3 separate regions of the Mus musculus genome follow, and regions 1 and 3 are each linked to region 2. The links are chromatin loops, found by intact Hi-C in ENCODE. Cell type or tissue: gastrocnemius. All regions are shown on one strand. Region 1 holds the start of Ndufs6 (NADH:ubiquinone oxidoreductase core subunit S6). Region 2 holds the start of Clptm1l (CLPTM1-like). Region 3 has its middle 41 kb from the start of Lpcat1.

The links. Hi-C counts contacts between places; a loop is a spot of excess contacts. Peaks named below come from ENCODE experiments on the same cell type or tissue, not always from the same donor. Only the 100,000 strongest peaks of a DNase experiment are listed, where the experiment ranks them.
Region 1: a loop joins it to region 2, with 2.2 times the contacts of the local background. A loop is called at or near these places in 13 of 42 quality-filtered maps.
Region 3: a loop joins it to region 2, with 2.7 times the contacts of the local background. A loop is called at or near these places in 14 of 42 quality-filtered maps.

What each region holds. Positions count from the first base shown.
Region 1 is chr13:73,327,773-73,335,772 of GRCm38, reverse strand. It overlaps Ndufs6 (NADH:ubiquinone oxidoreductase core subunit S6), which reads left to right and starts at 7,291. Exons shown (of 4, transcript NM_010888.2): 1 at 7,291-7,434. The coding sequence starts at 7,327. Mrpl36 (mitochondrial ribosomal protein L36) reads right to left here and starts at 4,764. Exons shown (of 2, transcript NM_053163.1): 1 at 4,682-4,764; 2 at 3,595-4,413. The coding sequence starts at 4,400. The coding sequence ends at 4,092. In gastrocnemius, no CTCF peak of the experiment used is centred here; DNase peaks (open chromatin) are centred at 4,755 and 7,288; H3K4me3 peaks cover 3,364 bases; H3K27ac peaks cover 4,202 bases.
Region 2 is chr13:73,599,778-73,607,777 of GRCm38, reverse strand. Clptm1l (CLPTM1-like) reads right to left here and starts at 3,776. Exons shown (of 17, transcript NM_146047.2): 1 at 3,379-3,776; 2 at 2,748-2,848; 3 at 1,367-1,556; 4 at 1-58. The coding sequence starts at 3,540. In gastrocnemius, no CTCF peak of the experiment used is centred here; DNase peaks (open chromatin) are centred at 3,804 and 4,574; H3K4me3 peaks cover 2,192 bases; H3K27ac peaks cover 1,881 bases.
Region 3 is chr13:73,422,279-73,430,278 of GRCm38, reverse strand. No RefSeq gene overlaps it. Among named protein-coding and RNA genes, the nearest start is that of Lpcat1, 41 kb to the left of the region's middle. In gastrocnemius, a CTCF peak has its summit at 4,259 (motif pointing left); a DNase peak (open chromatin) is centred at 4,260; H3K4me3 peaks cover 261 bases; H3K27ac peaks cover 468 bases.

The sequences.
Region 1 (8,000 bases), 270 kb after region 2:
ATTCAGAGTCTAAGAGTCTCGCACAGCCATAGATAGCCTCATCAAGCCTTGTCTTTGTCTTTGTCTGATCTCTGCCACTGTATGAAGAGCTTCCCCAGTTCCTCCCCGTCTCTGCCTAATAAGTATACAACCCTCAGCTATGGGCTGCAAGAACCCATACATCTGTTGCATTGACAAGAAACAGTGAGATTGAGTCACAAAAAAGTTATCTCATGATGTTAGAAATACGTTTACAGGTTTGTATTAGGTCTCACTCATAGCTTTCTCGGGTCACATATGGCCTGCAGGCTGTAGTGGACTCTCAGGGACGCTAATGTCCTGCTGAGATGTCAGGGAGGCAACATGTTGAAGGGCCAGTTGGGAGCTGTGCTGATGAAGCATCAGGTCTGAGAGGAGGGCACAAGTAGCATCAGCTACTGTATTGGCTGGCTTTGTTTGTCCACTTGACACAAGCTGGAGTTATCACAGAGAAAGGAGCCTCCCTTGAGGAAATGCCTCCATGAGATCCAGCTGTAAGGCCTTTCTCAATTAGAGATCAAGGGTGGGAGGGCCCACTGTGGATGGTGCCATCCCTGGCCTGATGGTCTTGGGTTCTATAAGAAAACAAGCTGAGCAAGCCAGGGGAAGCAAGTCAGTAAGAAACACCCCTCCATGGCCTCTGCATCAGCTCCTGCCTCCTGCCCTGCTTGAGTTCCAGTCCTGACTTCCTTTGGTGATGAACAGCAACATGGAAGTGTAAGTTGAATAAACCCTTTCCTCCCCAACTTGCTTCTTGGTCATGATGTTTTGTGCAGGAATAGAAACCGTGACTAAGACAGCTAGTGAGACGCCTGTTTGTCTGAAGGTGCCAAAGGGTGGGCTGGCCAGTGTTCAGCACCCAGTGCAGGCAGAGGTTTATTGACAGTCTCTTGGTTTTCAGGTTTTCATTTGGCCTTTAGAGCCCACAAGGTCCAGTCAGAACAATATGTAGCTGTCCCAGGGAAAGGAACTAATGTAACTAATCTTTCTACACATCTTACTAAAAAAATTAAATGCTTTTCTGGGAAAACCAGGTCAGTAAATTAAGGCTTTAAAATTTTAAATCTAGGTAAAGTACAGTATTTTAAGACTTAAATTTTTTATCGTGGCAAAAGTAAAAATTGACCAACCAATGAAAGGAAGTAAAGTGTGCTCCCATCAGACCCCTGAAGCGTGTTTCTGCCGCATTCAGGATCCAAAGGCCTGGCATGGCCACCTGCAACTGTAGGTATGAGGTCGGAGTAACTTTGATCCTAGTGGCTAGGGCAGGACTCACCGACTCCATCTTGTCAGTGTGACCAATCAGAGGACTGGAATCTGGGGTCTCTCCAGCCTGTGTGAACTGAGGAAGCAGACCTGACACTGAAACTCCAGAAGCCACGTCCTAAGAGGTTATGTCTGCCCCTACTCCCTACTCATCCTGGAAGCTGGTGGGGCAACTTGAATCTTCTGTGCCATGAAGAGCCTCAGAGGCGTCACTGACATTGGTATGTGGTGTCGTCTCCAGAAGACAAGACTACAGCTAGTGCCCTGAAGATCAGACAAACTGCCTCACTGAGCTCTTCCCAATGACTCCAAACTGTGTACCATGAGAGTTGCCCAAGAGGTGAGCCTAGCTTCTTCCACTTCTTTCAAATAGCTACAAGTGTTTCATACAGACAGAAATCATACCCTGACCCTGGCCCTGCCTGTAGCTAGACACTAGGGTTAATGAGTTAGGCTATTCAAAGGTTTACTTATTTCTACTGGAAATGACTTCTACTGGAGAATTCTGGAAATAAAAGGATGACAAATGTCCTGTGATTGTTTATTTCTCCACCTTCAGTGAAAGGAGCCAGTTCAAGCCAGATTAGATTATATGCAAGGCAGGTTTACTGGGTAGCTACTCTCAGGTGGGTGAGTTCACTAGCCACAAGGACTAAGGCCAGGAAGGTCACCATGGGGAAAGTGGGGGAAGGGGAGAAAGAAAGGTGTGCGCGTGGTGGGGGGAGACAGAGACACACAGAGAGACAGACAGAGACAGAAAGAGAGAAAAAAAGAGGAGTAGTAAGAAGAGGAGAAGACCAAAATGTTTGGATTATATAGGTAGGAGCCCCTGGGGGAAGAGCAGCCCAGCCCCTGGGCTGGAGAGTTCAGGTTTGTGGGGCAGGGTATGACAGGTAGGGACTGAGGGATGCTGGGAGAACCAGCAGGGCAGGTCTGCTTTGATATGTAAAGTATACACCTCAGTCCCTTGTCCTGGGGCCTGAAACCAATTGTCCTGTATCACTAATACAGTGACAGGCACACACCAAGGACTGCGTGCCACATTCTTCTGACGCTAACATTATAGTTTTGAAACTTATAACTTCCCATCTTACAGCCAGGGACCGGAGGCACCCAGAGCAGAATGCCACACAGCTGAAAATGGTGGGGTTGGGCTTCACCTCTTAGCTGTCCTGTTACACATTATCGCCTCCCAAGTCCAAGAGGCAGAACTAAAGTGACCACCATGGAAGGGTGCTTACAGCCAGGCTGGTCCGGTCACCCTGGCCCAGGGTCTTCTGCTGGCTAAGTGGGTTCCTGCGCCTCACCTCCTGCTGGCTGGGCCCATCAGAAACTTACTGCAGAGTTCAGGACTGAACACTATCCGCATGTGATGTGGTGTGAATGATGAACCAGAGAACTTGCTATCGTTTGTGCTAGGTCCTATTAAGGCGCCATTTGCTCTCCCTGTGTCCTCAGACTCTCTCCCGGGCTTCAGGTTCACAGATAAGCTTATACAAACCCTTCAAAAGGCAACAGATCAAAGCACATGGTTTCTCTGCCTCCCTTAAAAATAACATTATTGCCAGGACCTCTCTTTTCAAAGTCTTGTCTGGAGGATCTCTGCTTAAACTTTCTTGCTTAGCAACTATCAGACCTAGTGCTGTGAGCACTTCTTAACGGCTATTTTAAGATCCCAGGAAAAGGCAATGGTTATCTCCTGTAGCTACCTATTGAAACTATCTCTGAATTCACAGTACTCCAAGAAAATGATAGAGGGTACCAGCAGCTACCAGGTATAATTCCTTACAGAGGACAGCAGGTTCACAGCACTCGACATCAATCACAGGGCCACAAAACACGCTAGTCTGGAATCAGTTGGTAGACTACACCAGGTGAACCTGAAGTTCAACAGATTAATGGGACTTAGAACCACAAAAAGGCATAGTGTCAAAGACCAGGAGAAACATGAACCCCAGGCCCGCTTTTTTAAAGATTTATTATATGTAAGTTCACTGTAGCTGTCTTCAGAAACCCCAGAAGAGGGCATCAGATCTCATTACGGAGGGTTGTGAGCCATCACGTGTTTGCTGGGATTTGAACTCAGGGCCTTTAGAAGAGCAGTCAGTGTGCTCTTAACTGCTAAGCCATCTCTCCAGCCCTCAGGCCCGATTTTTAATAGTGACAACCGCAAGATTTGAAAAATTGCTGGTGTCCTAGCACTCCCTGCAGAAGCCAGCATGCTCTGTTACCTTCTTTGAACTGAAAATGTACTAACCTCCTTCTGAAAGCATTAGTTTGGTGGTAATAAAGAACACTACTACTCCAGAGTGTAAGAACAGTCATGACAAATATTTTTAATTGGTATCCAAAAGACATTTCTATGTAAACAAGGTTTTCCTTGAGTAAAGACTGGGATAGTTGCTACACAAGAACATCGTTTGTTCTTAAATTGGGATTGTTGCACACCCCACAAGAGCTTTTTGGCTCAGGCAGCCTCTTAAAGCACTTACAATCTGCTGCATATGGTAACAAATGGCAGAGGCAGGAGTTTCTCTCCAAGTTTCAGGTCAACCAGGGTTACCGAGCCAGACTTTGTCTCAAGAGATAAAGCTGGCTCTGTATTCCTGCTTCATACACAGCTACTGTAACAATCCTTCTCCATCGGCAGCTCTGGTCTGATTAGATGTGAAGGAATTGGGCTATGATGTGGGGAAAGGGGGGTTCAACAAAGCCCTAAGGCCCATGGATCTTACAGAATGCTTAATGTTTATTTTTCTCTGATAAGGTGAAATGAATTTTCCATGGACACTGCTTGAAGACAAGGGCTACATTTGTCGCTGTTTATGCTTGGGGTTGGTCTTACAGAGGATAAACCAGCGCCCACGCCTCTTCACCTTGTAGCAGTCTTTACAGCGCTTCTTGATGACACCTTTGGTTTTGAAGCCCAGCGAGGGCAGCAGGGTCGGCAAGGGACGGCCACAGAGAACTGAGCGCACCTCTGCGCAGGGTTTGGCGCGTGGCAATGTCCCCAGCAGGAACGAGGAGAAGACTCGGGGCTTCACCGCGAGGCGACTCAGGTGCAGGAACGGGTCCACCACCGAAGCCACCACGCTCCGTACAAGCAGTGCGGCCATGCCGAGCCCAGACCTGGGGGAAGAGAAGCGTGGTCATCCTGTGCTGCACGTCTGCCAGTCCCTAGGCCCTCCCCTATCAAGGTTACTTGGCATCAGAGGTCAGAGCACACATGCCAGGGTTGCACTCTGGGCTCCGCGTCTCCATGTGCCCAGGCCTGCGCACTCCGGAGAAGCCGCAGATTCCGGAGGCTCACTCACGCCGGCCAGGGACCCCGCCCGCACTCCCGGCCAGCAGCTCTGGCACCACCTCTGCCTGCCCCCATGAAACCTGGGACCCACACCTGGGAAGGGGTGCCACCGGCGGAGAAGTCCTTAATCAACTTCGGGCGCCGGTTAGCGAAGCTTCCGCGTCTGCGCAGTGGAGTGGGACGCCACCGCCAGGAAGAAAGATGGCGTAAGGTCACGTGGGATGACGTGTGCTGTGCAGAGGACGACTAAGGAGCAGATAAAGCCTTCCTTGTCTCAGTATTCTTTATCCAGAATCCTGCACTCTAAGCTCTGCCTCTGCAGATGCTGGGACCAAGACCGGTGCCCATGGGAGAAGAAAAAAAAAAAAGACAGAAAAAGCAGGCTTTGACTGTAAAAGAAACTGCAAACAGTGAATATATTGGAAACAAAACAAAACCCAACATTCAGACAAAATGTACAGGTCATATGTTTACATTAAGAGACGTTCTGGCAGACATGGGAAAGGCCAGAGGAGCAAGTGCAGACACTGCTCTAGTTAAGTCCCTACCCGCGAACTAGGAAAAGCAACAAGGAACGTGGAAAGACCAACATACACCATTACTGATTTCTACAGTTAATTTCCATATATATACATGTATATATGTATATATGTGTGCGTACAGGTAATTCCTATATATAGGGCTTCTACAGTTAATTCATATACATTGGATTTCAGGTGGTTCGTAAATCTACCCATCTTATTTTTATGTATAGCAAAGTAGGTTGTCATTAAGGCTAATGTAGTTCTCTCTAACTCCCAGTCTCACCCTTCACACTAAGCACCCATAGGAATACCTTGAGTTCCAGCCAATAGATGACTGTGAGCATTCACTTCTGTATTTGCCAGAACACAGGGCCCCTAATGAAGGAGCTAGAGAAAGTACCCAAGGAGCTAAAGGGGTTGACAACCCTATAGGAGGAACAACAATATGAACTAACCAGTAAACACCGCCCCCCCCCCCCAGCTGTGTCTCTGGTTGCATATGTAGCAGAGGATGACCTAGTCGGCCATCAATGGGAGGAGAGGCCCTTGGTCTTTCTTTGGGGATTATATGCCCTAGTTCAGGGCAATGCCAGGGCCAGGAAGTGGGAGTGGGTGGGTTGGGGAGGGGGGAGGGAGGAGGGTATAGGGGACTTTGGGGGATAGCATTTGAAATGTAAATGAAGAAAATATCTAATAAAAATGCCTAAAAAAAAAAAAAAAAAAGAAAGAAAGAAAGAAAAGGAAAAAAGGACTCCAGAGTTCTAGCAATTAAAAAAAATAATGTGGGTCAGAGAGATGGCCTGGGAGTCACAAGTGCTTTCCATGCAAGTCTGTAGACCTCAGTTCAGTCCCCAGAACTCACATGGAAAAAGAGACTGGCTTCCTCCAACTTCCACATGTGCTCTGTGGCACCTGTGTATGAACTCACATGTGTGTGAACTCATACACAGACAGGGGGTGTTAGGGTTTAAATAGAGACTTAGGGCTGGAGAGATAGCTTGATGGCTAAGAGCACCTGCTACTCTTGCAGAAGACCATCATTCTGTTCCCAGCACCCACACAACTACTCAAATGGACTGTAACTTGACCTGTCTGGAGATCCTGTGCCCTTCTCTTGGTACCAGGTAACCACACACATGGCCATATATAAATGTATACACTCATACATATAAAATAAATCCTTTAAAAAGAGGGAGAATGAGACAAATCTGCAGGACAGGGTGTGGAGACATAAGCCTGAAATCCCAGCACTCCAAAGGCTGAGGCAGGAAGACAGTGAGTGCTAGGTTAGCCTGGCTTACAGAGCTTAAGGCTAGCCAGGGCATCTTAGGCCCACATTTATTGGGGCATTTTTCAACTTGGCGAGGTCTTTGTCCTTGTGTCTTAGGGCCCTCTCTGGTTACCCCTTTCGTCTTCAGACTCACCTAGTCCTTATGCTATAGCAGAGCACAGAAAGGTAGATACCAGGTCATTAACCTCCAATCCTGGCCAAGAGATCCCAAACAACACATGCTAGCTTCTGGCACTTTCTCGGAATTAGTGACCCGGCCCTGCTCTGAGTCTGGGGTCCCACCTGTCTACCTCTGAGCAAAGTTGTTCAGGCTACTTTGGGGTTTGACAGTATATGTCGTTCCAAGGGAGGTTCGGACTCAGATTCAAATGAGGCAGGAGAGGCCAAAACAGCCTTCAGAGTTACAGACTACGATTTGCATCAGGTTTTTTTCTACATAGCAGAGCTTTTCCGGACAGCTTTCCAATGCTGGGTAAACTTCCTTGCAGTCTAACTGGAAACTGAACTACTGCAGCGTTGCAAAAATGCTCAGAAATCTAACTTTCCTACACCAACATACAGGACCAGGAGAGTTGACTGCACAAACTGTTTCTTCTGCTGAACAACTTACTTCTTTACTCAAAACAAAACAGAAAACAAAAAACAAACCAACCCACGGAAAATCTGCATTTTCTCCATTGGCATAAAAGCACACACAGCGCATCTTCAGTTTCCGTCCCCCCACCCCCTGCCTTTGTCACACTAGTAACCTTTGAACACTGCGCACAGTTAAGCCGCAGCTCCGCATCCTATCCAGTTCCACCACCAGCCCCGCCAGCCGCTCAGGCATAGGACGAAAAAAGTTCCACAAGTACTCCCCGCCGACTGCTGTGCGCCTGCGCCGGCACTTGGTACGACGCGTGGGGTCAAGGGTCACCGGCAAGATGGCGGCGGTGCTGACCTTCCGCCGGCTGTTGACTCTCCCCAGGGCTGCACGGGGTTTCGGGGTTCAAGTGTCGCCGAGCGGGGAAAAGATCACGCATACCGGCCAGGTAACGGCCGCGCCCGCCATGCCTGGAACCCAAGACTGACGGTAGCAGGGAGCGCAGCAAGGTGTGCTTCTGCCAGGCTAGCGCGCGGCACTACTGGGCTCACCTTGTGCAACCCGCTGCTCCGGTTTCTAGCTGGTGGCTTTCGGTTGGGACTTGGATCTCCTCATTCTTTAGGCCATATCTTTATATTAAGTTCAATGTTTTAACAAATGATTGTTGTGTTTTGGACCCGGGACAGAGGACTGAGGTGCATATTTTACATATCAAAGGAGACCCGGCATGCAGGTTCTCCCAGCATTCCTCAGTCCCTACCTGGCGTTGCAGCCCAGGATCCTCCCTATATAATCCAGGCATTTTGGTTTCTCCCACCCTGTCTCTTTCTCCTCTCCTTGAACACACTCCCTTTCTCTCCCCCGACCCCTCCTCCTGTCCCAATGGTGACTTCTCTGGCCTCAATCCTTGGGGCCAGTGAACTCACCTGAGAGCGGCTTCCCAATAAACCTACCTTTAATATAATTTAATCTGGCTTGAATTGGTTCATTTCACCAGTGGAGAAATAGCCTATC
Region 2 (8,000 bases):
AGTGAGAGACGGGTTCATCCAGGGCGTTTGATGGCTTCTTCTCGGCTTCTATCTGTTGCTATAGGATAGAAATTGAGGCTATACTACCTGAGACCAACCTGTAGCAACAGAGTGGTCTTGGCCTCCATCTGAGAAGCCACTGGCTCCCTATACTGGCAAAATCCTACTTGGCTGTTCTAGCAACCTTGGGCTATCAGTCTCAGAGCACATTCTCCTTCCTCCTACCTGGTTCTATGAGACCATGAGGAGGCAGTACTGAAGGGTCAGCGACTGGGGCTCTAACAGGTGGCCTGCATTCCTGTCGGCTGGGGAAAGACTACCAAGAGTCAATACTAAAGCAGGTGTAAGTGAATACGGTGCAGTCTTGGAAGGAGATGCACAGGATCAGGATCTGTTGTAGATAAAACGAGACCCAGGGAGAAAACTCTGGGCAAATCAAACCCGGACGATGCGGCTAGGAAGCAGCACTACCCTATTCCCTCCTGAACAACAGCTCTCACACAGCAACAACGGCCACAGCCCACATGTAATGGTTCCTGAAGCTCCATATCCATCACAAACAAGATACCAGCCTTCTCCTAACACTACCATCACGAAGCCCTCTCCATATGCACCCAAGAAGACAGTGGAACACCACAAATAGGAAGAGGATTTTAAAATATGCTTCCACCCCTAGACTGTGGCTGCTTCCTGCAAAGCTGCCATCATTCTTATCTTGTGACTTGTCTTAGCTTCTACTCAATATGGACCCAGACAGTGAAGATCTGTTTTCTGCCATGGGTCCATGAATGATTCCCTTGCTTCCAACAGTCTTGGTCTATAGCTAAGACTGGTCTGGAACCTATGGCAACCTTCCTGTCTCTGTCTCAAGCACTAGGGTATCAGAAATGAGCCATCTTGCTTGACTGAACAACCACTTTTGTGAGTAAAATTTCCTTTGCATATAGTTTTCTACAGGTGAACAAAATATAAATAGTACCTATACCCTCCTTATAATTTTGAATTACAAGCATAAATGCCCAGGCATGCAGTCCTACACTGTGTGTGTGTACATGCATATGCCTGTGTATACATGACGACTCTCACCTGAAAGTACAGGTGAACGCTGAAGAATAACTGCCCTTCCAAGAAGGCATATACACTCACCCAAAGATGCAGAAGGCCTTGAGCGAGATAGGGAGTCTGCCTAGAGTGCTATGAATCTCCACTCATCACTAACCTCATGTACTGTATCTACAAATCCATGGGATACAATTCAAATGAAAGATAATTAATTCAAATTCCTTTAAGCTGACATTAGAAGACATGCACATAAACTCTGAACAAGAGACAGAAGCCCGCTACAGTGACCTGTTACGACTCTTACCTGTGTAGCAGACTCCCCAGTGAGCAAGTTAATTTCTTCTGGTTTGGGGATCATGTAGGTAGTCAGAGTACTGACCACATGTACCTGTTTCCCATCTTGCCAGGGTAGAATCCCAGCATGATGTAGGAAAATATATGCATACAGCGTCCCATTGTTTCTTGTTTTCTTTGGTACAGAAACATTAACTGTCCTAAAACAGAAGAGTCATTTTAAACATGCATATGTTTAGGTTCCATGCTTAGTACATAGCCCAGACAGTCCTCAAACTCAAGTTCTTCCTGCCCCAGCTTCCCAAGGAGCTGGGATTAAAGGTGTGCACCACCATCCTGTTTTACATAGTTTATACACATGTCAGCTAATCATCACTTTAGATTTACACAATCTAATTTTAGTTCAGAACTGCTAAAAATGAAACCCACCTGCCTTGTGACTTTACTGACGTCAGAACACTACTGTGTCCTAAGCACTATGAAAGTTACAACACTCCCCACCTCTGTTAGAGCCTCAGACTACAATTTGCTTTAAAAGGCATGGTGGGAACTGCTACAGAAGCACACAGGGTGTAGACTCCTCTAAAGCTTCTAAAAAGAGTTGTTTCCACTGGGGAACTAAGAGGGCTCTGAATACACAGGTGCTGTCTCTACGGACTATTCTGCTGTGGTGTTTCTGGCGGGTACAAACAGACGTGGAGCTCAGGACCAGGACCACTCATGCTTCTTCAACTTCTTCCAGGCTCTAAAATGAATGTTTCACTATCTATCCTGGCACAGGGTGATGAATAGGAGGCGGGATTTGCCCCTATAAAACTAGTGAATGGCACCAGGACGTCCAACCTCCATTTCAAGAGGATGGGCATGGGTAGTTAATAACTACCCTAGGGCCACAGGCTAATAGGCATGGACAGTGATGCACTGGGTGGGAGCTAAAGACTGGTTGGCTAGTGAGCTTGATACCTGTTGGGCAGTACAGGATCTTGATTGGATGAGCAATTTTACAAATTTTATTTGAACTTTTGCACGTTAAAATCATATGTCAAATGCTAAGCCATGTTAATTCCCAAAAGTTACTGTATATAGCTGAGCATTGAGATTTATATTCTAATGCCAAAGGTCACTTACTTGTAAGTAACAAGTGAACTAACTACTCTTACTAGGTAGGCCAATGTATCATTCCTTGGGAGACTACATGGGCTGTAGTAAACCACGCTGCCCTTAGATTGCAGTAAAAGCTACTTGCTAAGTGACAAACACCTGTTACTTTCAGCTTGACTGTTTACACAGACCCTAGACAGGAGTGCTTCTATAGGATGTCCTCACTCTACATACAATGCTATCCATGACATCCTGGAACCCATCTCTGGCAATCTGTCCCACATCCACACCTTTCAAATTTGGAATCCACATCAAAGTCTTCCACGTTCAAGATCAGGTCCACATTGTTCTCTGCACCAAGGCTGGACCGTGTGGTGGTGTAAACACTCAGCTGGAAAGAGTGAGCAAGAATGAATAGCCAAAAGGTCCTGATAGAAAACATGTAACTATTGTGAGAGGGTAGCAATCTGAGGGCTACCTCTCAGAGGGTGAGCTTGGGCAAGATGGCCTGTGTGACACTGCTGTGAACAAGGAACCTAACTGTAGAGCTGACCTGTCCGGAATTCCCACTAGAAGCAGGAAGTGACACAGGTGATAAGAGGGCAGAGCTAGCAGCCTGACTCCCATATGGCTGGAGATCTCCTGTTAACTTCCACTGGGGTCCCGTTAGGAAACACGTGTAGGGCAACTGGATCTCAGTTATAATCGGGGTAGGGCAGAGCACCAAGGGGTAACAAGAGAGCAGCAGAGAACAGAGAAGTCTCAACTCCAGCTCTCACTGCCACCTAACCAGAACATTGGACAGTGACATCAGTGATAAGGGGCAAAACTGGTAGCCCGAAACCCTCTGACCAGTGCCAGTAGGGGGTGGGTGGTAGCACCCGGCCGGGAGGCGCCTTCTTAGGGCTCCCGGACGCTCACCTGCAGTTTGGGCCGCAGGGCCAGATAGGGCTGGATGCAGTTGGAGTCACCCGAGCACGGACGGGTATAGACGATACCGTACATGACCCAGCAGGTATGCACCACGTACACCAGGAACACGCCCACCACCAAGCTGGTAAAAGAGCTGCGGCCGCTCCACATGGCGCCGCAACCTGCGGGCCGAGCGCCGCCGCCGCCCGCCGCTCACGGGAGAGCCGCTGCGCGCCACCGCCACCGCCGCGGGGAAACCAACGCGCCTCGCGCGGGCCGCCGGCCGCCCCGCATGCTCCCGATAACCCACACCCGGCGCTGGGGGATTGGCCGGATTTGCCGGCCACCGCTTCCGGGAACCGAGCAGCTGGCGGAAGTGGACGCGCACGGCCCTCTGGGAGCCAGACGCTCCGCCACGCACTCGCAACCTCACGACGACCGCACGACCGGCGCGCGCGCGTGACGTCAGCCTCTTGCGCCGTACTCCCGGCATGCCTGTGGGAGCCCAGGTCCGCCACCAACCTTGGCGGCACCCGGTTCTTGGAAATTTTTTCTTTGCGTTGCTCTTCTTAAGGCCCTGTGCAGCCTTACGGCGGCGCCCCAGGATGATGGCGGGGACGACCCTGATCCTGGCTCTTCAAAGTCTAGGGGAGCGTCCAAAAGTTAAGAAAACACGGAGGAGACTCAGGAAACTCAAATACCGATTTCTCGGGTGTGAGGTTACTGTGTTGATAACATGCAGTTCAAGATGGCCAGAAAAGGTCAAAAAGAGTTTTTACAGGTCACTTGCCCCTTTTGTCAGAAGAATAAGTTCCTTTGCGGTAATATAAATCTTAATCCTGGCTAACATGCAAAGGTAGGTTATATCTCAAGAAGATCTTTTTCCCGGACTTCCCATTACTCATTCAGATAAAACCATCTGGGTTCTTAAATTTATTTATTCACTTTACATCCCGATGTCAGCCCCTACTCTCCTCTTATCCTCTCCCCTGTCCCCTCTCCCCTTCTCATCTCAGAAGGGGGTAGGCCACTCAGATAAACCATCGGAGTCCATTAATTGTTCACTTTACGTCCTGATGCCAGCCCCTACTCTCTTCCCTACTCCCTCTCCCCTTCTCTGAGAAGGGGAGGCTCCACTGGGTACCAACCCACCCCTGGCACATCAAGTCACTGCAGGACTGGCCACATTCTCTCCCACTGAGGCCAGACAAGGCAGCCTAGTTAGGGGAACGGGATCCACAGGTAGGCAACACTGGGACAGACCCGGGTCCATTTGTTGGGGAACTTGAATGAAGACCAAGCTGCACATCTGCTATATATGTGTTGGGGTGGGGTGTAGGTCCAGTCCATGTATGCTCTTTGGTTGGTGGTTTAGTCTTTGGGAGACCCCCAAGGGCCCAGGTTAGTTGACTCTGTTGGTCTTGTGGACTCCTGTCCCCCCCAGATCTCAATTCTTGCTCCAACTTTTCTATAAGACTCCCCAAGCTCTGTCTAATGTTTAGCTGTGGGTCTCTGTATCTGTTTCAGTCAGCTGCTGGGTAGAGCCTCTTAAGAGGACAGTTATGCTAGGCTCCTCTCTGCAAGAATAACAGAGTATCAGGTTCTTCTGGCCTTCATTTTAATCTTCTTAAATATTTCTTGGTTTAGGGTATACACAGTTTCTAGAGTGAAGTGGCCAGTGCTGTGACAGCCCAGGACGATGGCCTGCAGAGATCAAGCAAAAAATGATATTTCCTGTTTTCAGAAGCTTGTTGGCTGTTGGTGCTTTTCATTAGTGACCAGCTCCTTACTCTATGGTGGCCTCAGAAACTTAAGTTTTGGAGCTCATTGTTCTCAAAACGGCATTCTCATGTTTCTCACACGTGTAATCAGAAGTGTGATTGGGCATTTTCTAAAAATGGTGCTTTTAAATAGAAGGTTTCAGAAATGGAGCACCTATTTCAGCATGAGGGTATCTTAGGGTTTCTATTGCTTCGATGAACACCATAACTGAAAGAAATTTGGAGAGGAAAGGGTTTATTATGCTTATGTATCCACATCACTAAAGGATATCAAGGAAGGTTCTGAAGCAGAAGCCATGGAGGAATGCTGCTTACTAGTTTACTCCCATGGCTTGCTCAGCTTGTTTTTCTATAGCACCCAGGATCAACAGCCCACGGGTGGCACTGCCACATTAGTCATCAATCAAGAAGATGTACCACAGACCAATCTGGTGGGGACATTTTCTCAGTTGAGGTTCCCTCTTCCCAAAAGACTTTCAACTTGTGTCAGACTGACACTAAACCTCCTAGCACAGAGCTTGGGAGGAATCACGGGGACACTGGCTTCGTCTGAACAGGTGGGGACAGGGTTTGTGGTTACAAAGACAGGGGTGGTACTTGGTTACAAACTCCTTTGGGGCTGGAGTAGGATCATTGAATCCATCTGAGACTTCTTATACTTCTACACCTTTATCAAATGGATCTCTTCTTCAGAGTCATTTATTCCTATGATTTTGTCAGCATTGCAGTGACATTTGACAGTCCTATGTCTCTGGCCTTCCCTCCAGTTGATCTCGGTGATGTAACCCTAATGAACAGGAAGCCGTCAAGCTCTTTGTAAAATTGCCTTGCTCACAGGTTACTCTTCCTATTGTCGTCAGCCCGTGGACGAACCTATGATCTTCAGTAGACTGGTGGAGTGAGGCTCTTGGCAACTACAAATGCTAGGATGAAGGGAGGCCTCAGAATTGAGTTTCAGAACCTAGGAGCTCTGGGAATTCCCACTATTTCCCAAAAGCCTAATTTTTTCATCAGGTTCCAGGTCTATTTTTATACCTGGAAGGGGCTTGGTGGCACCTTGGTCACTCTCCATTTGTGTTGTCATCCTTGCTGGCAACTTCAGCTTCAAGAGTGGGCCATTTGCCATTTGGAGTTTCACAGAGAAAGAGTCTATACAACTTCACAGATTTCCTAAGAGATTTGCTATTGTGGATCCCTCTTGGGGCCTGGTCAAGTGTTTTCACACACACCCTACCCCCACTTGGGCCCTGAACAGGAGGGAACTCCAGCTGAAGTTGCCATCCTTTGTTAAGCACCAGTTCCAGCAGGGCCCCTTGAATTTACAGTTTGTCTCTCAACATTCTTCACGGGGTAGAAACTTTTTGTTTAAATCCCAGAAACCAGTGTTCTGCCTTTGCTGGGCCCCTGCCCTCATAGCACATCCAGTCTCGGTTACCCTGGACAACTAGGTGTAATTGAAGTCTGTCTGTTCAGACATTAGGGATAATCCCCATTTCTAGCACTGACTTCAGTTTCATGAACACTGACCACACCACACCACACCACACACACCACACCACACCACACCACACCCACACCACACCACACCACACCACACACACACCACACCACACCACACCACACCACACACACACCACACCACACCACACACACACACACACCACACACACACCACACCACACCACACCACACCACATGACACCACACCACACCACACCACACCACACCACACACACCACACCATACCACACCACACCACACCACACCACACCACACCACACCACATGACACCACACCACACCACACCACACAGAGGGGGGTGGAGAGAGAAAATAAATATTTTAAAAGGAGTACTGGAGAGTCAAAGTAGTAAAATTGAGACAGATTTACTTTTGGTTCTGCAGAAGCCATAGATCAGCCCAGACAAAATGGCTGGCATATAGATTCCATGCAAAGCAGTGGTTTTTATGTTCCTAATCACATTATTTTTTTAAAAAAGATTTATTTATTTTATGCATATGAGTACACTGTAGCTGTCCTCAGACATATCAGAAGAGGGCTTTGGATCCCATTACAGATGGCTGTGAGTCACCATGTGGATGCTGGGAATTGAACTCATGACCTCTGAAGGAGAAGCCGGTGCTCTTAACCACTGAGCCATCTCTCCAGCCCTCCTAATCACATTCTTATTACCCCAAAATTTCTCATTGAGTTCTTCATGGAGGTACAATGACATGGTATCTAGTATCGTTCCCTTTCCAAGTTCCTCATTTTGTTGGTTCAGAACACAAAGCCTTATCTAGTGTATTTCCTATGCCTCAAGTTTCCTCCTTTTCTGATACGTGGTCTCAGTCATGTAATATACTGCCTGAGACATTTCAACCCGCAGATGAACAATTCTCACAGAGAAGAGAAGATACTATATATCATGGATCTGTAAGAGCATGTACTGCTCTTGCAGAGGATCTGAGGTAAGTTCTCGGCAATCACAGCCCTCTCCCTCCCAGTCCCCCCTCACACACGCATATGTGTGTGTGTATATATATACACATATACATACACACCTACATATTTATATATGCATGTATGCTATATCCATGTTAGCAGGTGATACATTTAGCTTTTAAATGTCTTATCAATTCTTTTACTTAGAGTCCCTTAGAACATTCCAGAAAACATGTTCAGGAAAAAAAATTACCTGAACCTTTTTGTTTGTGTTCAGTGTGAACTCTGACAGTGACATAGTGATAATGCAGGATGGTCGGGGAAGTGCTAACTCAAGACACTTGTCCTTTTGTGAAATCCTGGGCCATGATCAGAACACAGGGAGCTGGGATGGCTTTCCCATGA
Region 3 (8,000 bases), 180 kb after region 2:
GGTAAATACAGCACAGAGATTGTCCTAGTCAAAAACCTCAATAAGCAAACACTTAAAACTCGGTGCATGAGCTTAACAGTAGTTTAGATGTGACTGGAAAAAGAATTAGTAACCAGAAAAGAAGTCATAAGGAATGTCCTGAATGAATATGAATATGAGCTGTACAGAGGAGGAGCTTGGGAAGGCAGCCTGTGGGATGAACCGTGTCCCTTCCACATGAGGGAATCTGTGTGGAAACCTGCCTTGTCTGCTCAGCACCATTGTACTGGCTAGCTTATGGATAAGTATGCACTTTTCGTAGTTCTGCAGGCTGAAGTCCAAGGTCAAGGTGCTAAAAGAACTGATGTCTCAGAGGGGAGGGAAGGCTGTGGGGTGATTGGGGAGCTAGCCTGAGAGTTCTTCCCAAGAACTGCTATTTTCAGAAGTTCTCTGTGACTCACTTCTCCCAGGGCACATGGAGCCCGTCTGGTCAATGACTTAGTGAGGGGATGGGGATGCCTGACTCCTGCTAAGGCCCCAGTAGAGGTTCTGTGGCTTCCTCACCTTGTCCATCCTGGCACCTCTCATGATGGGGTGAGGTCAGCTGTCATGAGTTCATTGTGTGGACTCAAACATTCTCCTCAGAGCACAGCTTGCCTGCGGTAGCCACGATGCATTCTTGAGCTGCCCATTCTACCTGCCCACCCAGCCAAAGTGGGATCCTGGGATTTTCTTTGTGGTTAATAGGCATTGTTACTACTCACTTGTATCTCTGTTCTTTGAATTATTTATTCACACCCTGTCTCGGGTTTTCATGTTTTATGGATTTGTGGGAGATTTAAAAATAGACAGCTCCAACAGCATAAGCACCATTTCTGAGACTTTTGCCTGTCTTAACTCTGATTTTTAATTTTGATCCTTGTTGGCACACTGCTTTACAATTATTCACAAGAAGTCGGGTTTATTTTTCTTTTTAACTTTCTAAAACTCTTTAAAACCACCACCACCACCACCACCACCACCACCCCAAACCAGTTCTGTTTTCTCCCTGGGGTGACTCTTAACCTTAGAAGAATCATTTGAGGAAACCTAACAGGAGCCAAGGAGATGCTAACCAGGAGGCTTCTACAAGCATGTTGTGCCCAACACTGGCATTGATGGTGGGAAATACCCTTCGTGAATTCAGATCCTTGATTGTCCTGAGGCAATCAATGCTTCTTGCGTCTCTCCCACTTCTTTCTTCTCTGTGTCACTTTCCCACCTCCCTCTTGAACATAAACCTCATTGAATCTCCTCTAGCACTTGCCGCAAACCACCTAGTAGAAGTTGTACATGCCCCAGGTCAGCCCTTCTGTGCTAAGACCATTGTACACCAGCTGTGCCAGTGGTCTGAACTAGATGGCTCCAAGGCCCTGGAGCACCTTGGATGTTTCATCCCACCTGAGGAATTCCCTAGGCCCCTGTTTCTGCTGCATATTGCACAGGCCGTGCAGGCAGTGAAGGTCAGGGGGCATCTAGGGTAATCCCCATGACTTTAGTAGACAGCACCCATAGTGCTGGGCTGCAGTAAGTATGGGTTCAAGGGACAATTCTTGACAGGCCAAGAACATCTAGTGACACACATAATACACCACGGTATTGTCTGAAAGAGCCAGGGAACCACCCCACATAGAGGTGAGAATTATCCCGAAATATGGCTGGTACGCTTGGGAAAGACTGTACTCTGCAAGTACTTTCTGATTGTGGATGCAGACAGGTGTTCTCTCTGTTGAGTAGAGAGCTGACATCCAAACCTAGAGTTGAGTTTTTAAAAATTCTCTCTCTCTCTCTCTTTCTCTCTCTCATATGTATATGAGTGTTTTGCCTGCGTGTGTGTGTGTGTGTGTGTGTGTGTGTATACCATGTGCATGCTTGTTGCGCATGGCATACATAGATGAAGAGGGATTCCCTGGAATTGGAGTTACAGATGGTTGTGAGCCTCCATGTAGGTTCTTAGAACTGAACCCAGATCCTCTTCAAGAGCAGCAGTGCTCTTAAACACTGAGCCACCTCTCCAGCCCCTTATCACACTCTATTAATATGTATCTACTGCTAGTGATGATTTCCTGCCAGCAGCCTGTATGCTACCTCTTACGACTATAAAGGCAAGTTAGTAGGGAGGAAGTCCTAGACTGATTTTAACAAGTCTTTCAGCCAAAGATTGTAGTTAAATCTTCAGCAATGAGGGCTTGTAGTCTAATTCTTGAATGTGACCAACAGCAGTGGCCATAGTTTTATGGTTTGTGGAGCCTAGAGGGTCTCACTAGCCAACATGTCATCCGAAGATAGCCTACCTCAGACACTGGGATTTTTATCCAAAAGTGCTATGGTTCTATGAGTGTCCTTTCCTTTTCACACAGCCTGTTTTAGTTTAAATGTGTTGACGTCTGTAGTCACTATTCTTCTAACGCAGGTGCTTTTGGGACTCTCAAGGGTTAGTATTGTATAAAGAGATCTTATAGGATGAGCATCAGGTGTGTCAGTCAGCCTTGCATTGCTTAGGTGCTATGCACCTATCTACCCACGATAGTCTCTTGCTTTGACCAATTTCAGGCAGGGCTTCCTGGGTCCATAAACTTGGCAGCTGACCCAATGAGACTACTTTCTCTAGAACTCTGAATCTGAGGCCAGGACGGATGTTACACCTTTTGAGGGGGAGGGAGGATCTTCCTGCCCTCCTATGACAATGATTCAATGTGACCAGGTTCGGTGTTTGTTCTCCTTTTCTTCTTTCTATAGGTTTACCTCCAACCACCCCCTACCTTGCCAAAAGGACGCTGGATCAGGGTTTTCTGAGAATTTCATTTTTAACGGTTACTTTTCTGAGACTCTTTCCCTTGGTAAGGTCACCCTCACGGGCACATGAGCTGTCACTCACCTATAACCCAGGTCATAATGAAGCAGGGGCTCTAGGTGAGCAGTGAGGTTTACGTGGGTGATGGAGGGCTGGGAAAGCCGCACTGTCAGGTAGATGGAGTTCTATATTGTTTTCTTTGCTGAAATCAGGGCTCTGCCAGACATTGAGGCTGCTGCTCCTAATGCTAGAGGACATTGTCCTCCGAATTGCCCAGTAAATTCTTCTCAACTCCATAGGAGTGGCCCTCCATGTCTTTTCCATAGGCCTGGGTCCCATACATTCCAAGGACGGTCCCACTATGCTTAAAGGAACAACCTGGCAGGCCAGGTTCTCCTCAATGGTACGCAAGACCTGGAACCTAATAGGATTTTTGAAGAAACAAGGACAGTGGCCTAGTAGAAAGGTCAGGTGGGCATATAGATTTGCTCAGTGGCAAGAGTAGAGAACTGACAACTCTCCCTGATGCAGCAGGTGACAGGTAGGGGATGAGGTTCTTTCCCACAGTCCCTGCACCCAAGATAGCACCACCTTCAGTGCATGGTGAATGGAGGTATCCCTCCCTCGGATACCCCCCAGCCTAGAGGTGCTTCCTTCTCAGACACCATGCGGCTGTGAGTCACAGCAGCCTTAAATTAGACCTGGAGTGGGGATTCTGACGCAGTGGGTGCAGTGGGCCTGCTGGGGAAATTTGCTTGCTCATGTTCAGAACATAGAAATACCTCAGGAATAAGGGGCAAGCTATCTGGCTATCCCAGGCAGAGGATCCAGAGTTGCGATTAAATGCCTTCCTTTAAAGTCTCTAAGAAGAGCCTCTGGGGAGATCTCCAAATCTCCAAACCTCCAAACATGCTCATCCCTCACAGACTACGAGACAAAGATCAGCTTCCTTCTGGAGTCCTACTTGCCCCTTTGATGGTCAGGGAATATTGATTTTGTTAAAATTGAATATATATATATACACACAAATATATAAACACACATACATATATCCACATACATATGCATATATCTTGTAAAAATCAGTTAATCCATATTCTCCCTTTCAAGAGCACCATGAGGTACTGTGTTTGTGTTTCCTGATGATGTTGCTGTTCAGCGGTTTTCTTTTTGGCCTCACAGAGGTATTACAGTGCCTTTTGGTACTGTTCCAAATACATATGGAACATCGTGCCCCTGTGTTTATGTGGTGTTACGAATCAAGTTTGGGGGTTAAACGAGTGGTTTACTGACCCTCTCTCTTTTATCTCCCAATTCTTCTTTGTTGGGCTTAGTGTGTGCTAATGTGAAGGCAGCATGAAATCTTTAGAGAATGAATAAAGCTCTCAAATTAACATTCATGCGTCGTCGGGGAAAACCTTGCTCACACTGCCACCGTGTGGCCATGAGGTCAAGATGCAACGCAAGCAGGGGCCACTTTCCAGGGCACTTCCTAACCTGAGCTCGCCCACTCCTTCCTTGAGGTTCTGAGAATGTGGCTCTCTGGAGCTTGCTTTCATGGTTAGTTGCAAAGAGCATGGCCCTCACGTGCAAACCCTAAACCCTGTCCTCTGGCCTGTAGCCACCCTGATATATTGTTTCCGGACAGTCGTGCCAATTAAGACCTCCAGTAAGGGTGGCTAGCATGTGTGAGAAGGAAGGAATCTTGAAGTATGTGAAAAAATCCTCGGAAGCTAAAGAAATCATAAGAAATGTCCTGCAAGAAGAACCCTTTGAATTGGCAACTAGCCGTTGGACAAACCCAACCATAAGGAAAGAAGATCGGCTTTTCTCAAGGTGAGAAAGGGAATGTGTCCGTCAATAAAGCTATAAGGTGGGATCCACCTTCCCAGGTTGGAGCTCACACCCTCCTTGAGGTCCTGGGAGCGTGGCTCTCTGGAGTTTGTTTTCATGGTTAGTTGCAAAGAGCGTGGCTCTCACATGCAAACTTTAACAACCTATCCTCTGGCCTGTGTATTCATCCTCAAGTTTGGATAAGTATTTTTCGCCAGGATTCATATAAAAAAAAAGTCTTTGAGGTAGATGGATTATATTTCCCAGCCTCTGTGCATGCTAGCCTGAGTGGCCCAAGGAATATTCAAACCCTTCCTTGCTATCCCGAGACACTGTGAGGTCCAGTACTCAGTACTCAAGCCGCAGCGTGCCCCAGGAAATAACAACTGCCGAGCTAGTACCAAAGTCCACAGTGACCAGGAAGATCTTCACTGGGATTTTCCTGTGGTCTTTACCACGGCCCCAGTGTACTGAATGCCAGAAGAGTTTTGTTCTCCTTGGAGCTCAGCAGCAACTCAGGCTCTTCACTTCAACTGAGTGCCTGGACCACACCCAGAGGAACAGAACTGGGGGTTCTGAGGCATGGCTGACACCCTGACTGAAGCAAAATAACGAAAAAAAAAATCAGAATAAGGAGCTGAAGTTTGATTACAAAGACAAAACGTTTAATACATCACAGGACAGTGCAGCTCACGTTAGTGGCATCCAGGATAAAGACAGAGGGGTACGCACCCCCTCTATATGCAAAGGTCTTCCAGAACTATGAAGACACTAGACACAAGGTGGATTTAACCCATTTAAAAACAGTCATGATATCAGTAAATATTTCAGACACAAGGCTGGAGAGATGGCTCTGTGGCTAAGAGCATAGACTGCTCTTCCAAAGGTCCTGAGTTCAATTCCAAGCAACCACGTGGTGGCTCTCAACCATCGGTAATGGAAATCCGATGTCCTCTTCCGGTGTGTCTGAAGACAGCGACAGTGCACTCACATATATAAAATAAACAAATCTTTTAAAAAATTTCAGTCACTGCTATGGACAGCACAGATTTATATAATTTTTCTGTAGAGAAATTCGCGTGTGTGCATCTGCTTTAGTTTGCTTATATTGCTGTGATAAAACACCATAATCAGCCGGGCGTGGTGGCGCACATCTTTAATCTCAGCACTTGGGAGGCAGAGGCAGGTGGATTTCTGAGTTTGAGGCCAGCCTGGTCTACAGAGTGAGTTCCAGGACAGCCAGAGCTATACAGAGAAACCCTGTCTCGAAAAACCAAAAAAAAAAAAAAAAAAAAAAAAAAAAAAAAAAAAAAAAAAAAAACAAACCAAAACCAAAATAACATAACACTCTTTTCCTGATCAGCACAGGTACTTCCTCCCAGATGATCCTAACTGTGTCAAGCTGACAACCACCACCACCACCACCACCACCACCACCACCACCACCACCACCACTACCACAGTATACCTGGGAATAACCGAAGGGGCTAATGGAAGCCAAGCCTGGTGCAGCTTGTGATCCTGAGCATTCAAAAATATTTTATTATTATTTTAAGTTTATGGATCTATGTATGTGGGTGACCACAGGAGACAGAAGAGGGTGCCAGGCCCCCTGCAGCTGATGTTATAGGAAGTTGTGAGATATCCCATGTAGGATACTGAATTTGGGTCCTCTGGAGGAGCAGAGAATGTTCATTTCTATAGCCCCAGTGGTTGGACTTTTTAAAGTTCTAGAAACTACAAAGAAGAGTTTAATGGAAGCCATGTGTGGCCACAAAGACTTCAAGCCCTACTGTGCTCTCTATAAGGGTCTGCTGCACAACAGCCTACAGGGAAGAGCAAGTTTGTCAGCATCAGCAGTGTCCCTGGACAGTCTTTGGGCAGCACTTTCTACATTAGTTAAAATAAAAGCAAGAATAAATGTCTGTCTCTGGGACATCAGGTAGTTTAGCAGACTGGCAAATTCAAGTTCTGTAATTACAGATACTGTCAGAATACAGTATTTCAGAGGAAGTTAAAAAAGGCTGTGAAGTCCCTATTGCCAGGCCAGAAAGTCAGCTCACACACAGCTTTATTCTCATTTTATTTAGAGGTTAAAAAATCATCTTAAGGTATGAATTATGTGGCATTTCCCACCAGTACCTGAAGAACCTCTATTTGGCCTCTGATGCTCCATAGTAAATAAACTCTGTCACCGCATGGAAAGCACTGGGAAAATTCCGGAATGAAGGGAGAAGGGTGGTTCTATGGGACTTTGCCTTAGTAGAGACCTGAAGGGTGCCAGAGGCTAGGGAGGTGGTAAAGTTTGTCTGTGTGGCAGGTAGCTCACACCAGGGCAGTGGGAGCAGGTTGGTAAAGAGCCTGAGTATACAGGACTGCTCAGGTGAAAGGAATGAAGAGAGGATTGGTTGGGTGAGCCCACTCCTGACTGGGAGTTCCTGCTCAGAGCCTGTTCCCTTTCTGGTCCTTGAGATCCCCTCCCCGCCCCCCAGGGCTCTAGATTCTATTTGGCCCAACGCTATCTCTTGGGGGCCAGATGACTTTCTTCTAAGACCTTTAAATTAAATTAGGCTGCTTTATTTTCCTGTCCTAGCCATAAAATTAATAAATTAACTCTGCGGGAGTCTATGGACTCTGTAAAAGTGGATAGAATAAAATAAAAATCCTACCACCAGTAAATACAGGTGGGCATGTCATACTGGGACTAGAACACACACACACAGAGACACACAGAAAGAAAGAGAGGGAGAGAGAGAGAGAGGGAGAGAGAGAGAGGGAGAGGGAGAAGGAGAGAGAGAGGAGAGAGAGAGAGGAGAGAGAGAGAGGAAGAGAGAGGGAGAGAGAGGGAGAGAGAGGGAAAGAGAGGGAGAAAGAGGGAGAGAGAGAGGAGAGAGAGAGGAGAGAGAGGGAGAAAGAGAGAGAGGGAGAGAAAGAGGGAGAGAGAGAGAGGAGTGTGCACTGCTGTTCTTTTTTTCTAAATTAACCTATTAATCAAGTGAATTTGCTTTTGTTTACTTTCCTTAAGAAGATTTGGGGGGTGGCAGAGAGCATTAGGCAAAGGCACAGTGTCTCGCCTATTCTCTCTCATGGACATCTCACATGTACAGGTGTAATTTGGGGGTATCAAGTCTTAGAAAATGCCCAATATCAAGTGAGATATTTGAACATGACCCTGGATCAATATAAATGTAGATCTAAATATTGATCCAATATGCCTTAAAAATATCAAAGATCAAATTCAGACACATGTCTTAAAAATTCCACTCAATTAGTCATACCAGGTTGCAGCAGAGCCTCATGGTCAACCTGGGCTCTGCTCAACTCCCCCTGCCACTGACTTTCTACCTAGCTTCTA